Regions from separate parts of the Homo sapiens genome. Here region 1 is linked to region 2. Evidence: chromatin loops called from intact Hi-C (ENCODE). Cell type or tissue: B cell. All regions are shown on one strand. Each heading gives the region's core, and the rest is flanking DNA. Links, peaks and the distances in the headings are about the cores only.

Evidence for each region. Peaks named below come from ENCODE experiments on the same cell type or tissue, not always from the same donor. Only the 100,000 strongest peaks of a DNase experiment are listed, where the experiment ranks them.
Region 1: it touches region 2 in a loop (16-fold over the local background); 2 of 110 quality-filtered maps call a loop at or near these places.

Annotation. Positions count from the first base shown.
Region 1 is chr12:69,286,874-69,294,621 of GRCh38, reverse strand. No RefSeq gene overlaps it. Among named protein-coding and RNA genes, the nearest start is that of MIR1279, 18 kb to the right of the region's middle. In B cell, for the core only: a CTCF peak has its summit at 3,436; a DNase peak (open chromatin) is centred at 3,441; H3K27me3 peaks cover 906 bases.
Region 2 is chr12:70,573,947-70,581,694 of GRCh38, reverse strand. PTPRB (protein tyrosine phosphatase receptor type B) reads left to right here. Exons shown (of 34, transcript NM_001109754.4): 10 at 393-659; 11 at 5,050-5,313. Among named protein-coding and RNA genes, the nearest start is that of PTPRB, 60 kb to the left of the region's middle. In B cell, for the core only: CTCF peaks have their summits at 4,301 and 4,504 (motif pointing right); a DNase peak (open chromatin) is centred at 4,484.

The DNA.
Region 1 (7,748 bases), core at 1,966-4,465, 1.3 Mb after region 2:
TCCTGGGCTTTTCTTCACTGGGAAGGTTTTGATTACTGCTTCAATTTATTTACTCATATTATGTTTATTCATATTCTTTATTTCTTCATGATTCAGTCTTTGTAGGTGGTATTCCTCTAGGAATTTATCCATTTCTTTTACATGATCCAATTTGTTGGCATAGTTGTTCACAACAGTCTCATAATCCTTATTTCTGTGACAATGGTTATAATGTCCTCTCATTCATTTCTTTTTTTTTCTATTTTTTATTATACTTTAAGTTCTAGGGTACATGTGCACAACATGCAGGTTACATATGTATACATGTGCCATGTTGGTGTGCTGCACCTTTTAACTCGTCATTTACATTAGGTATATCTTCTAATGCTATCCCTCCCCCCTCCTCCCACCCCACAACAGGCCCCAGTGTGTGATGTTCCCCTTCCTGTGTCCAAGTGTTCTCATTGTTCAAGTCCCACCTACCTATGAGTGAGAACATGCGGTATTTGGTTTTTTGTCCTTGCGACAGTTTGCCGAGAATGATGATTTCCAGCTTCTCATTTGTTTCTAAAGTTTTTTATTTTACTTCTTTTTTAGAGATAGGGTTTCGCTATGTTGCCCAGGCTGGTCTTGAACTCCTAGGCTCAAGCAATCCTCCCACCTTGGCCTCCCAAAGTGCTAGGATTACTGGTATGAGCCACTGCACCTGGCTTTCTAATTTTACTTATTTCAGTCTTCTCTCTTATTTTCTCAGTTGGTCTAGCTAAGGGTTAGACAATTTCATTGATCTTTTCAACAAAAACAACTTTTGGTTTCCTTGATGTTTCTCTATGGTATTTCTATTCTCTAATTCATTTACCTATGCTCTAATCCTTCTGATAACTTAGGGTTTAGTTTGTTGTTCTTTTCTAGTTCTTTGAGATATGAGATTAGGTTGTTGATTTGAGATCTTTCTTCTTTTTTAATGTAGGTGTTTACCACTATAAACCTCTCCCTCACTTCTACTTTCACTGCATTCCATAAGTGTGATATGTTGCATTTTTGCTTTCATTAGTTTCCAGATATTATCTAAATTCACTTGTGTTTTCTTCTCTGACCCATTCATTAAGAGGGCACTGCTTAGTTCCCACAAATTCGTGGACTTTCTTGTTTTCCTTCTGCTATTGATTTCTTGTTTTATTTCATTGTGATTGGAGAAGATACTTTGTATGATTTCAATCTCCTTATATTTGTTAAGATTTGTTTTACAGCCTAACATGTGGTCTATCTTGGAGAAGCCTCCACGAGTACTTAAGAATGTGTATTCTGCTGTTGTTGAGTGGACATCAGTTACAGCCAACTGATCTATACTGTGTTCATGTCTTCTGTTTCCTTGTCGATCTTCTGTATGGTTGTTCTGGCCATAAATGAAAGAGAAGTATTATGTCTCCTGCTATTATTGTGTTGTTGTTAATTTCTTCTTTCAGTCCTGTCAATGCTTCACCTATTTGGGAGTTCTAACATTAGATGTGCATATATTTATAGTTGTCTTATGTTCCTGATGAATGGACCCCTTATCATTACATAACATCCTTTTTTGTTCTCCTGAGTTTCTACTTAAAGACTATCTAGACTACCTTGTCTAATATTACATATGGCCACCCCCGCTTTTAGCTTCCCATTTACATGGAACTGTTTTCCATCCCTTCACGTTTAGACTTTGTGTGTCCCTAAGTCTAAGGTAAGTCTTTTGTAAAAAGCATACAGTTGGATCTTGTTTTGTTTTTTTTTAAATCCACTCAGCCAATCTGTCTTTTAATTAGTGTTCATCACATCTACCTTTAAAGTAATTGCTGATAGGAAAGAACTCACTATTGCCATTTTGTTGTTTTCTGTATGTCACGTAGCTTTTTTGTCTCTACTTTCTTCCACTGCTGTCTTTTTTGTTTTGTTGTGTTTTTTGTTTTTTGTTTGTTTGTTTTTTTTTGTAGTGACATGCTTTGATTCCCTTCTCATTTCCCTTTGTGTATATTTTGTAGGTATTTTCTCTGTGGTTACCACTGCAATTACATAAAACACCTAAACATTGTAACATCCTATTTGAAACAGCTAACAACTTCATTCATGTATAAAAACTCTACTCCTTTACATCTCTGCCCCCCTCCACTTTGTAATTAACACAATTTTCTCTTTTTATAATGAGTATCCATTACTCAGATATATAATTACTTTTTACACTTCTGTTTTTTGTATTCAAAACTGGTACCTGGGCATGGTGGTGCACACCTGTAGCCCCAACTACTCAGAGGGTAAGGCAGGAGGATTACTTGAGCCCAAAAGTTCAAGACCAGCTTGGGCAACAAAGCTAGACCCCAACTTTAAAAATAAATAAATAAATTCAATGCTAGAATTAAATGTAATTTACACACCTACATTACAATATTATAGGACTGTATATATTTCTATGCATTTACCTTATCAGGAACTTCTATACTTTGAATGTATCATCCCATTCCCTTCTAGTCTGCAAGGTTTCTGCTGAGAAACATGCTAATAATTGATTAGGAGCCCTCTTGTACATGATGAGTGCTTTTCTCTTGCTGCTTTCATGACTCTGTTTTTGATAGTTTATTATAATGTGTCTTTGTGTGGTCTCTTGAGATTTATCTTTGCTGGCATTTTCTTAGTTTCTTTTATATGTCAATTTCTCTCATATCTAGGAAATTTTTTGCTGTTATTTCTTCTAATAGGTCTGTGCCTTTTTCTCTATTTTTCTTCTGAAACTCCCATAATGTTGTTCTGTTTGATGGTGTCCCATAAGCCCCTTAGGCTCCCTTTATATTTTTTCATTCTCCTGTGCCTCAGCAATTTTGAAAGTCCTGTCTTTGAGTTCACTATTTCTTCGGCCTTTCCAAGTCTGTTCAATCCCTCTAGAGATTTTTTTTTTTTTTTATCAATTCAGTTATTGTATTCTTCAGTTGCAGAATTTGTTTGGTACTTCTTTACAGTTTCTCTTTGATGATATTCTCAATCTGTTTATGCATGATTTTCTTGGTTTTGTTTAGCTATCTATGCTCTATTTTAATTAAGCATTCTTATAATGGTATTTGTTAATTCTCTGGCACCTCATTTACCTCCATTTATTTCAAGTTGGTTTCTGGAAATTTAATTGGTTTCTTAAATGTGCCATGTTTCCATTTCTTTGTTATGTCTCATTAATTTTTGTTGGGATTTTAGTATTGAAGAATCAGCCATCTCACCCAGATTTTCTGATCTTGTTTTCTATATCAAAGACTTTCTCCATTCAGCCTGGCTAGAGATTCTGGAGGCTTCTTAAGCCTTTTCTGGGAATGCATCCTCTTTAGGCTTGTGTGTGAATTCTACTTGAAGAGGTTTGCAGGGTTTCTAATCAGAAGTTCCCCTGCAATACTGTGGCGTCTTGGGTGCTATAGCAAGTCATGGTACTGGAGCTTCGCCTAGTGTCTGTCTGTGGTACTGCAGACTCCGGAGCAGTGTGTTCCCAGAGCTTACAGCTGGTGCCCCCTTGCTGTGCTCAGATTCAGGCAAAAATACAGAAAGCGGTCCCTCAGCCAGGTCCCTAAAACTTAGAATGTTGGATATATGTTCTAGTCTTTTTCCTCTGCAGATAGAAGTTTGAAGGTTTCCTCCCAATTGCTCCACGCTGTGCAGGGGTTGGGGGCTGGGAGGCTCTGGCAAGCGACAGGTAGTTGAATTTTCCTACCTGGCTTTGATGCCGTTGATTTTAGTCTCACTTGTGGTAAAGCAACCTGTAACCGGTTTCTGGATTTCTCACAGAGGGATTTGGTCTATCATTGTTAAATTCATTTATCCATGACAGAAGAAGGGTCTTGGTCTTCCTGTTCCATCGCCTTGCTGACATACTACAGTACTCTTCTAAAGACCATTTCTGGGATGGGCACAGTGGCTCACACCTGTAATCCTCACACTTTGGGAGGCCAAGGCAGGAGGATAACTTGAGTCCAGGAGTTCAAGACCAGCCTGGGCAACATAGTAAGGACCTCATCTCTACAAAAAGTTTTAAAAAATTGTCAGGCTTGGTGGTGAATGCTTTTAGTCCCAGCCACTTGGGAGGCTGAGGTGGGAGGACTGCTTGAGCCCAGGAGGTTGAGGCTGCAATGAGCCATAATCACATCACTACACTCCAGCCTGGGTGATAGGGCAAGACCCAATCTCCACAAACAAACAAAAAAACTGTTTTCACTATCTCCCTTCTTATTCCCTCCTCAGTTCACTCAAATCACCCTTTTGTCCTCACCACTCCATTCAAACCATACTGCTCAGCCACTACTGAACTTAATTGTCAAATGAAATGGTCAATTCAGTCTTCATCTTAGTCAATCCTTCAGTAGTATGCCAGACACTTAATGTTTCTCCCTCTTTTATGAAACTTTGCTTCAAGGCCCCCCCATGCAAATTTAATTTTTTTTTCTCCTCTCTCAGCTCTCTTACCTCACAGGTTGTCCCCTCAGTCTTATTGAGTCACGCTAATTTTGTCTATCTTAAATATAGAAGAACCCCGGGGTTCAGCCTGCTGACCTTTTAACTATCATTCTCTCAGTGAGCTCATCCGGTCCCACTGCTTTAAATACTATTTATATACCCATACTTCCCACACTTTTTTTTTTTTGAGATGGAGTCTCACTCTGTCTCCCAGGCTGGAGTGCAGTGGCACGATCTCGGCTCACTGCAACCTCCACCTCCTGGGTTCACGCCATTCTCCTGCCTCAGCCTCCCGAGTAGCTGGGATTACAGGTGCCTACCACCATGCCCAGCTAATTCTTTTGTATTTTTAGTAGAGACAGGGTTTCACCGTGTTAGCCAGGATGGTCTCGATCTCCTGACCTCATGATCCGCTTGCCTCGGCCTCCCAAAGTGCTGGATTACAGGCTTGGGCCACCACGCCCGGCCCTATACTTCCCACAATTCTATCTCTAGCCCTGACACTGACCTTGAATTCCCAATATGTATATTCAAATCACTACTTGGTGTGTCCACTTGGTGGTCTGTTTTCTCAAACTCAACATATCCAGCATGAAATTTTTGATACCTACCCCCTCAAAAGTTTCCACCCCATTCCCCAGTCTTCTTTCATTATTAGATGACTTATTTTTTCCTTCTTCATTTTCTTAGGTCAAAAACTTTGGAGATGTTCTTTATTTCTTTTTCTCATATTCACCTATACAGCAACAGACGAAGTTAGCTTTACCTTAAAAATAAACTCGGAATCTTTGTTTCCACTGCTATTACCCTAATCTAAGAAACTATACTTTTTTCTCTTACCCATATTAAAGCCTTTGCTTTAATTCCAATTGGTCCACCTGCTTCTGGAATTGTTCCCTAACAGCTTATTTTTCAAATAGTAACCAGTGATAAAATGTAGGATTATACCTTATCTGCTCATATGCTTCCAAATTTTGTCATACCATGAAAAAACCTGAAATCTTTACCATTCCCAATAAAGCCCTACAAAATCATGTCCCCAAATATCTTCTTGAACCCATTTCTGACCATTCTTCTCTTCCCTCACTCTACCAGCCTTTTGCTGCCTCAATTAGGGCACTTGCACTATTACTTCTGCGAGAATGTTTTCTCTGGCTGGGCATCATGGCTCACACCTGTGATCCCAGCACTTTGGAAGGCCGAGGTTGGTGGATCACCTGAGGTCAAGAGTTCGAGACAAGCCTGGCCAACATGATGAAACTCCATCTCTACTAAAAATACAAAAAAATTAGCCAGCATGGTGGTGGGCACCTGTAATCCTAGCTACTCAGGAGGCTGAGGCAGAAGAATCGCTTGAACCCGGGAGGTGGAGGCTGCAGTAAGCCGAGGTCGCGCCATTGCACTCCAGCCTGGGCAACAAGAGCGAAACTCCATCTTAAAAAAAAAAAAAAAGAATGGTTTTCTCCCTGATAGCCACATGACTATCACTCCCTCTCTATATTTTCAGCTCTGTTCAAACCACACTTCATAAGGATCTTCCTTGACAAACATATATAGTAATACCTTGCTTTATACTGGTTAATAATTTTTAACACAAACTGATATATTTGATCATTGTCTGCCTTTCCTCACTACAAATAATCTTCAAGAGATGAGGGATGTTACATTCATGGCTATATTCATTTTGGCACCTGGATGTGCAACCAGAATATTTGTTAAATGAATCCTACCTGAAGAGAGATACTAACTATATCTTATCTGATTTAGATCCCATAATGACCTCACATAAACTCTTCTTCCAAGAAATAAGACATCCTGAATACTGCAGCACCACCTCTTTTTGGCTAACCCTGAAAAGTGCATATATGTGAAAGCCCAAAAAATGAAATTCCTGAGCTACGTCTTTTCTAAGTTATCTCTATAAGATTCAACAAGATCTCAGACATAGCAGATTGGGAGCCCTACAGATCGAGCAAAATTGCTGGGTACAGTGGCACGCACCTGTGGTCCCAGCTACTCAGGAGTCTGAGGCAGGAGGATCACTTGATCCTAGGAGTTCAAGTCTAGCCTGGGCAACATAGTAAGACCTGTCTCTAAAAAGATTAAAATATCCACTGCTTCATGCAAATATTAGCTAATCTTCAGGTGGAGTTTTTAGTTTGACCCTAGCACAGTGCCTGACATCTAATGGGCAACTCGGTAATTCTGAATGAATGAATACACAGAACCCAATAGTACTTAAGGTTTCTCAAATGTTGGAAGACACTATTCATCACCAAAATCCTGGCTTCCCCAACCCATCTTGGCAAGCTGTCATGTAATGGTAGTTGCTTTCAACAATGCTAAGGTTTAATCTGTCCTGGAATGACTCTGGTTCTCGTAATCTCTACCTTGGCCAATTTCTCCAGGAAGCAGGCTCCAATTGAGGTCATCATTCTGAGATCTGAGAGCTGTTAGGACTCTGAAAAGTATTTGAAAAAAATGAGATACCACACCACCATAAGGGCAGAAATGGTTTGGCACAGGTAGATTACCACCAGGTGCAAACGTGTCAGGAAGATATACAGGCTCACCAGAGTGGCCCCAAGTTGCGTGAAATTCTACAGCAGTCTGCTTCATAAGGGAGGATGACTGTTAAGTCCCCATTCGGGTACATTACTTGTACTAATCACTGTGTCCCAACCAAGACAACAAATAGAGAAATTTTTGTGTGGCATCAACTGCAACTCAATGTTTCAAACTGTTTACCTTGTTGTGGACCTAGAGATACCATTATTGGTAACTGAAGTCCTCCCAGCCCCCAGTCCAGTACTTGGTACACTGGTGACCAGGCCCTTGGCTTCCTCCACCTAGTGCTGTAAGAAGACTAATTTTATGGCTATCTGGAGAGAAAGTGGTGTTAAGCCTTACAATCTCCTTTGATATTATTTGAAGGAAAATATATCAAAGCAATAATAGTTTCAAAATATGCTTTTTCAACCTACATCTTCCTCTCTTTCATGTTGAGATTCTCTGATAGGGCAGAAGACTCTTTATAACATTAACTATTTGTTACTTCCATGCCCTCATTGGACTATTATCTCCCATTTCAAGTAAAATGTACTAAAACAAAATTTCAGATAATATAAATAGAAAATTTTAAAGTAGAATTTGACATGTTTTTGGAAAAACACCTAAGTATTATTTTAAATATTTATTACTATCACCTTCTAGGTATGATGGTCACTTAAACGATCTAGAATTCAGCTAGACTTATACAATAGTAAGCATATTTCTATTATTTTATTGATTATAAAATACATCATACT
Region 2 (7,748 bases), core at 3,118-5,617:
CCCATAACAATCATTGGCTCAGGTAGATTAGATAGCTTTGAATTCTCATGGGGTAAGGACAGATAAAATCACATTAACTAAGCAGTTTTCAAAAATAGCAGCCTTCATTATCTAAAATTTAAAATCAAAACCACTTAATAAGCATGCATCATCTCATCTTTGGATCTTAAATAATTTTGATTCCCTATATAAGCAGCTTTTTCAAAGTACTAGAGCCTCTCTAGAGGAGTAGTTCTCCATATGCCACAGGAAATAGAACTGAGAGTCTATAGCAACAACACAAAAATTATTTTTAGTACTTTCAAGTCTGTCTCCATTTTTTGACTCATTTTTCTTACACTTTCTTAAGGTGACTAAGTGTCATTTGTTTTTTCTTCTGTCTACTGTTTTAGTGCCTGCCCAAGTGACTGACTTGCATGTGGCCAACCAAGGAATGACCAGTAGTCTGTTTACTAACTGGACCCAGGCACAAGGAGACGTAGAATTTTACCAAGTCTTACTGATCCATGAAAATGTGGTCATTAAAAATGAAAGCATCTCCAGTGAGACCAGCAGATACAGCTTCCACTCTCTCAAGTCCGGCAGCCTGTACTCCGTGGTGGTAACAACAGTGAGTGGAGGGATCTCTTCCCGACAAGTGGTTGTGGAGGGAAGAACAGGTAAGAAGTAGAGATATGTGTCTGTGACTTAACTAAGATCTGAGTACATGAGACCCCTAATCAGAATATTATAGAAATATCCTAAAATCAGACTCATCCCTGGCCTTTACAAAAGCTAAGTTTCACAAAAGCTAGCCATCCAGAAGGTATATGGAATGGAAATTGGGCGATGGGTGATGGCAAGAGAGAATAAATTCTGATTTTTTTTTTTTTTTTTGAGACGGAATTTCGCTCTGGTTGCTCAGGCTGGAGTGCGATGGCGTGATCTCGGCTCACCGCAACCTCCGCCTCCTGGGTTCAGCAATTCTCCTGCCTCAGTCTCCCGAGTAGCTGGGATTACAGGCGTGTGCCACCACGCCCTGCTAACTTTGTATTTTTAGTAGAGACAGGGTTTCTCCACGTTGGTCAGGCTGCTCTCGAACTCCTGACCTCAGGTGATCCACCCGCCTCGGCCTCCCAAAGTTCTGGGATTACAGGCGTGAGCCACCACTCCTGGCTGAATATTTTAACATCTCCAATGAACATGTAAGAACTCCTCACTCGATGTCTAGACTTATCCCCCTATTCAGTTGATTTCCTTTGAAATGTTTATGTTCCAGTTAAGGTAAACAATAATGGATAAAAAACAAAACAAACCTCCCAAAGAAAGCATCTTTCACTCTTATATATTCTTGGTTTGCAAGACATAAAAAGAAAATGATCTCCAATTAATATGGTTAGAGGTGGAGTTGATCTAATTTTCAGGTCTCATATATTTTCATAAGCAACGTTAAACAAGTGCTTAATATGCTATCTAAACAATTTTTCTTGACCTTAATAGCTCCCTGTTAGAAAGCTAAGTAAACAAATAAGTGTCATTATGGTCATGTATGTCAGGGAGCCATGGCACCGAGGAAGAAATTACATAGAATTTTCTATGTAATACAATGAAAGAACATAAAAAATTAATATATATGATATATAAAATGTATGTTCATTTCTTAGAAAAAAATTACATAAACCCAATAGAAGCTTTGATAATTATTAGTGGGACCTTGTCTACTTAATTTTATATAATTATTTTAAGTTGGATTTCAGGCTTCTCCTTCTGCATCCTCAACACTCAAATTCTGTTTATCAGCTGCAGGCATCATAGATGCATCTCTTTCCAAAATCATGAATCTCATCTACTTAATGAACCCAGAGGACATTAACTTCATTAACTCTCCCAGAAGAACAATGAAGTCACTGAGAAGATGTTTCATAGTCTTGGTAGAAATTCACTGGTGTATGCCCATTTCCCTCATTCTATGACAGCTGACATTGTCACTTGCATGTTTCTTTTTTTTTTTTTTTTTTTTGAGATGGAGTCTCATTTTGTCGCCAGGCTGGAGTGCAGTGGCACGATCTTGGCTCACTGCAACCTCCGACTCCCTGGTTCAAGCGATTCTCCTGTCTCAGTCTCCCGAGTAGCTGGGATTACAGGCACGCACCACCACGCCCAGCTAATTTTTGTACTTTTAGTAGAAACAGGGTTTCAGCTTGTTGGCCAGGATGGTCTCGATCTCCTGACCTCGTGATCTGCCTGCCTCGGCCTCCCAAAGGGCTGGGATCACAGGTGTGAGCCACTGCGCCCGGCCTGTCACCTGCATCTTTCTCCCTGATATTTTCTTTCCTTTCTTTTAATGGTTCTTGGCACCATCCATTGGTGTAGCATACTTGGGGGTAGGTAGCTGAAAAGCTTAGCATGGAAATCAGGAGGCCTAGGTTTTGGTCCTAGCTCTGCCATTAACTTATTTCCCTAAGCTTCTGTGTTTTAATCCACACACAATAATTCACTCCTACCCTGGGTGTCAGAATAGGGAAGGAGAAATAATAAAGCTGAGGAGAGGAGTGGAGGACGACCTTGCATTCATTTCCCAGTGATTTGCAGTTGTATCAGTCACATTAGACTGATTTAATTCATGCTTAGACACTGTATAATGTGGGTGTTCATGATTGGATGCCTCTATTGGTTGGGATACAGTCTCCTACTATCAGTGGCTCTTCTTTGCTGTAGGTCCTCAGAGCTCTCCCCATTTCTCCAGAGAATGGAGGTTGGGGAGGGGTACAACTCATCAGACTTGGGAGTAGGCATTTCACTTCCACCCACATTCCACTGGCCAGAACTCAGTTACATGGCTACATCTGACTGCCTGGGAGCCTGAGAAATGCAGTCTAGCTGTGTGTCAAGAGGAAAAGGAAATGGTCGGGGAACCATATTCTGCCACACAGGTTGATTCTCATTTTATATACCACAAGGATTGTCCAACTTATTGTGAGCTACTAAAATAGTCTAGTCTGTGCTATCTCTTGAAATAACTGTGTACTTTAAGTAAGTGGGACTTAAAATTATTTTTATTTTTTAATTTATATTTTTATTTATATTTTAATTAGAATAAAGGTACAAGTATTTGACCCATATTATATAATAGAAGCATTCAAAAAAGGGAAAAAGGGACAAGAAATTATTTGAAGAATGGTCATAAAGTTTTGAGGAGAGAATCAAATATGAATAAATTGAGCACGAGTTATTTTACTCAAACATATGAAGAGTGCACATTATCACGATAAAGGGGAAAATGGGAGACTCCTGTAAAGCACAATAATAGGGATTTTGAAAGGTGCCTCTTTTAGTAAATTTTGTACACAGTCAATTGTAAAGAATTCAGTGGGTAAGGCCTTGATAATCCTTATCATCTCCTCAAATTGCTGAAACATTAGTCAATATTGAAATAATTTTGAAAGGTATTCTTATATTTCACCTGTTTCCACTGAGTTGAAACATATAAATAAACCCTCCCAGCCCAGATAAGATGGCAGAATATTTAAAATTAAAGATATTAGATATACTTAACAAATCTAATTCTAATCTGGGAAAATGCTCATCCTAAAGCAAAAACAAATTTTGTATCTATTTTTTCTTAAACATGTGAATCATATTTCTGTGAAAACTTTTGATAATTGTGTCTTTTCTAATAAAATGTTAGTAGTTGCAAATATTTCCAGCAGTTTTTAAAAACAAGCATAATGAGTTGCTTTTGAGAGCAACTAAAGGATGTATAGATGGTTGGATGGCAGAAGAAAGGAAGGAAAGAAAGCAAAAAGGAAGAAAAGAAGGAAAGAAAAGGAAGGAAGAGATGTACCAATATATAAATCTTCTGGCTAAAAAGTTCAACTTTATATCTAGGAAATGTCCATATATGTGGATCAACATTACCAGAGTTGTTCACTAGAATGCAGTTTATAATTTTTAGTGATGGATAAGTGCTTTTAAGTATAAGGTATGCTTTGGGGCTTAATTCACAAAGTCCGAACATATTACATTAGAAGGATTCTCAGAAGTCATCTAGCCAAATCCTGTCCATTATAAGTGATGTACTGATATTGACAATCATATGAAACTGTTAAGTTAATCAACTAATGATTAAAACAGTAGTGTAGTTCATATATACTGTAATATTTTAACCCTATATTCATTTATGGCAGTACTATTTAATGGGCACCTATTTCTGATATGTGGTTCAACTTTTACTCAATACTGCAATTACTAATTTGCTGACTATACCTCCAACCAGAGAACTTCTTGAAGACATTCATGCGTTTTTCATTTTTGTATACCTGGCAAATAGTAGGTTCTCAGTAAACGTTTGTGACACTAATCCCCAATTCATATAAGCAAATGATTATAGTTGACATCAGAAAACCCATTATCGCCATAACAGTTCTCTCTGCCCTTGGTTGGTCCAGCTTCCAGACTTCTTACTTCCAAGATAGGTTTTTAGGCTTATTTCTTACCACTAGAGGGCAGGAAATGCCTTGCAAAGGGAAAACGGTCCCTCTGGTTGTGTTAGCTATTACTTCCCAGGAATGAATAACTTCATCACAAAAAAATTGAAGCTATCCCAGTTTAAGGTCTTTAGAAAAGCTATCGTATTCTTCCCCTTTCCACTCAAACATTTTTGCTTTATTGGTAAGTTTGGTTCAAGTTGATTCATTTAGATTGTTGAAATATTTGTTCCCTTTCTTACAGGGAACCTTCTAAAACATTGTATAAGGATGTCTCCACTTGAAATGCTTTACAAACAGCAACCCCATAAAAATGCAGTAGTGGCATCCTTGTATTTACGAGGCATCCCAAAGGCCTCCGGACATTTTTATTTTGATTAGTTTTCTGATGTAAGAACACTCAGCTTCTGGAAGCTGAGTGAAATCCTCACGCTTCCTTGACCTCTTATATAATCAGATTAGATCTCCTGAGTGAGTCCACGGTTTGTGCTGACTGCAATAGACGACTCAAACTTTTGACTGTGTCTTTCTTTTTGAATCCCCCTTCCCCCCCCCCCCCGCCCCCCACCTTTCAAAATCACAGTCCCTTCCAGTGTGAGTGGAGTAACGGTGAACAATTCCGGTCGTAATGACTACCTCAGCGTTTCCTGGCTGCTGGCGCCCGGAGATGTGGATAACTATGAGGTAACATTGTCTCATGACGGCAAGGTGGTTCAGTCCCTTGTCATTGCCAAGTCTGTCAGAGAATGTTCCTTCAGCTCCCTCACCCCAGGCCGCCTCTACACCGTGACCATAACTACAAGGAGTGGCAAGTATGAAAATCACTCCTTCAGCCAAGAGCGGACAGGTAAGGCTGTATGAAGGTTCAGGGCTCCGTAAGAACCAATTCACATGTGGCTCAGGGCACCACAGAGCTGTAGCAATTCTGTAATGATGGGATGAAAGGCCCTTGAGATCACAAAACTGTTATGAAGTCTTCGTATTTTAACCCAAGAAACTCCTTATGTGAGCAGACCCTGTGTGACTAGAATTTATATTATATTCAAATAGTGAAAAAAGTGTTCCCGTTTATGGAGTACTTTTTGGTTGCTAGGGCCTGGCTTTATATATCTTAACTATAACTAACCCTTATGAACTCCTTATTGAGGTAGTCATTGTTATTATTCCCATTTTACAGATCAGGAAACCAAGGTTCAGGGAGGTCAAGTAACTCGCCCAACTGTTTACCTTGTTAAACAGCCAGTGTGTTTCAGATCCTGGTTTTAAACCCAGTTCTGAATGACTCCAGTGCCTACAAAGCTCTCCATCCTAAAATCCATCCTGAAATGTCTGTTGGTCAAAACCACTATTCATCCTTTTTCACACAAGGTGAAAATGTGAACCTTTATGGTTCTGGGACTAGGGAGCAAAAATCTTAGCAAAGGAAATGAATGTTCAGTCCAATGTGCTGGAAAGAATTAAATTTAAATAGCTACCATTTTCCCAATATATTTATGCTTTCTGGGGTTTATACCTGAGATTTCTGCTTAAGGTTGGCATCAATACATTGTCAAATGTTTCCTACTAAGCTATGGGTTGATTTCTGTATTTTAAAATGTCAGTTTTTCCATGAGGTTCTGAGACAATTGTCCTTATCCTGTTACCTAGCGCAGGACCTGGGGCTTAGTAGGCACTCAGTAAATACTTGGCAAAGGAATAATCAGAAATCACTTAGATCAGGGGTCCCACCTGGGAGTCCATGGTTCATGGGAGACTTTAGGAATGTAGTAACCCCTGAAATTGTTTATGAGGTTGCTGGGGATAGGAAAGGTATATGCATTTCTTTGAGAAGAAACAGTCCATGGCTTTTATCAGATTCTTATGGTTTCTGTGACCTCCAAAAAGCTAAGAACCTCTGATTTATATTGTTACAGGATGCTGACATTGAAGGGGTCCTTAGAATGATCTAATCCTGTTTCCTCATTTGGATATAAAGGAAGTCCCAGAGAAGGAGTGTGGCTTCTCCAGGGTTGCAGGGCTGACTGGTAGTGGAGTTCAGTCTAGCTCCAGTGCTGTCCATTCCATCATGCTGTATCCGAGAGCACTAGTCAGGGATATAAAGAGATTATCCCTACCCTTGAATAATTTGAAGCCCAATTACACTGACAATCACAATAATGACTTAGATCTGAAAAGCAGATTTCTATTTACAAAGCAGTCTTATGTCAGGGTCTCATATTGATCAACTTGGAGCCTAAAAATCACCAGAAATTAAAGGATGTGTTACCTAACTACCAACCCCTTGCTTCCTACCAATGTCAATTCATGATGATTTCCTATCCGTATGACTTTAATATTGCCAAGTCTTTTGCTGAGATTGTTTTAAAATGCAAGAAAGTGATTCTTTATTCAGTGCATCCTCTTGACTCCTTGACCGGCATGAACTTGGACTTGGTACACGACTAATGGAGGCAAATCATTGCCCCTGACAAATCAGTTTAACTGGAGGGTCATGTCTGAGTTGTTCTCTTGATGATTTTGGCTGATTATCTTAATGCCCTTTTCCATTTCTGATGCTCTTGTTCTACATTTTGGGTGAAAATACCAATATTTCTAATTCTGTATCACATCATCTCACTGTGTAGCAAGGCAGGTCTCCACAAATTACCCCGTTCCACCTGGAGAGCTCCTTATTGACTTAACGTGATATTCAGCCAGGTTTTTCTTCCTGTAATAGTTGCTTTGCCTTTAGCAAATTGCCTGGATCATTGACCTTTCTTAGCCCATGCATAAAATGCCACTTCATAATTTCCTCTCCTTAACTCTGTGATGACTGTATTCTAACAACACTGTAATTGGTTTTAGGTAAATATCTTGGAGAAAGCATATCTGTCCTTGCTCCATATCTGTGGTGAGCTATATTCCAAACACTAATCAGTAAACACAAGGCAACAAAGGATGCTAATGCAACTTGCAGGTGTGAGAAAATGGAGCTTCCATGCCAAAATACTGAAATTTCTGGATCATTTCATGATTTGAGAAAAAGTAGAGGTGAAAAATTGGACACAGCCTTGGCATGTGGTCAGATCAGAAACCCCTAATATATACCAAATACAGAGGACATGCTAGTATTAGGACAAGAGTTTAGTACCCTGGATCCGAGTTCATGCCTCTTTTCAATGCTCCTCCTCATTAATATGTATAATGTCCAGTTACCGTGAAATAGTAATGAATCTGTGGCCTACTGTTGAATTAAAATTCAGCCCCAAATGGAAAAATGAAATCTCCTTAATATCATGCTCT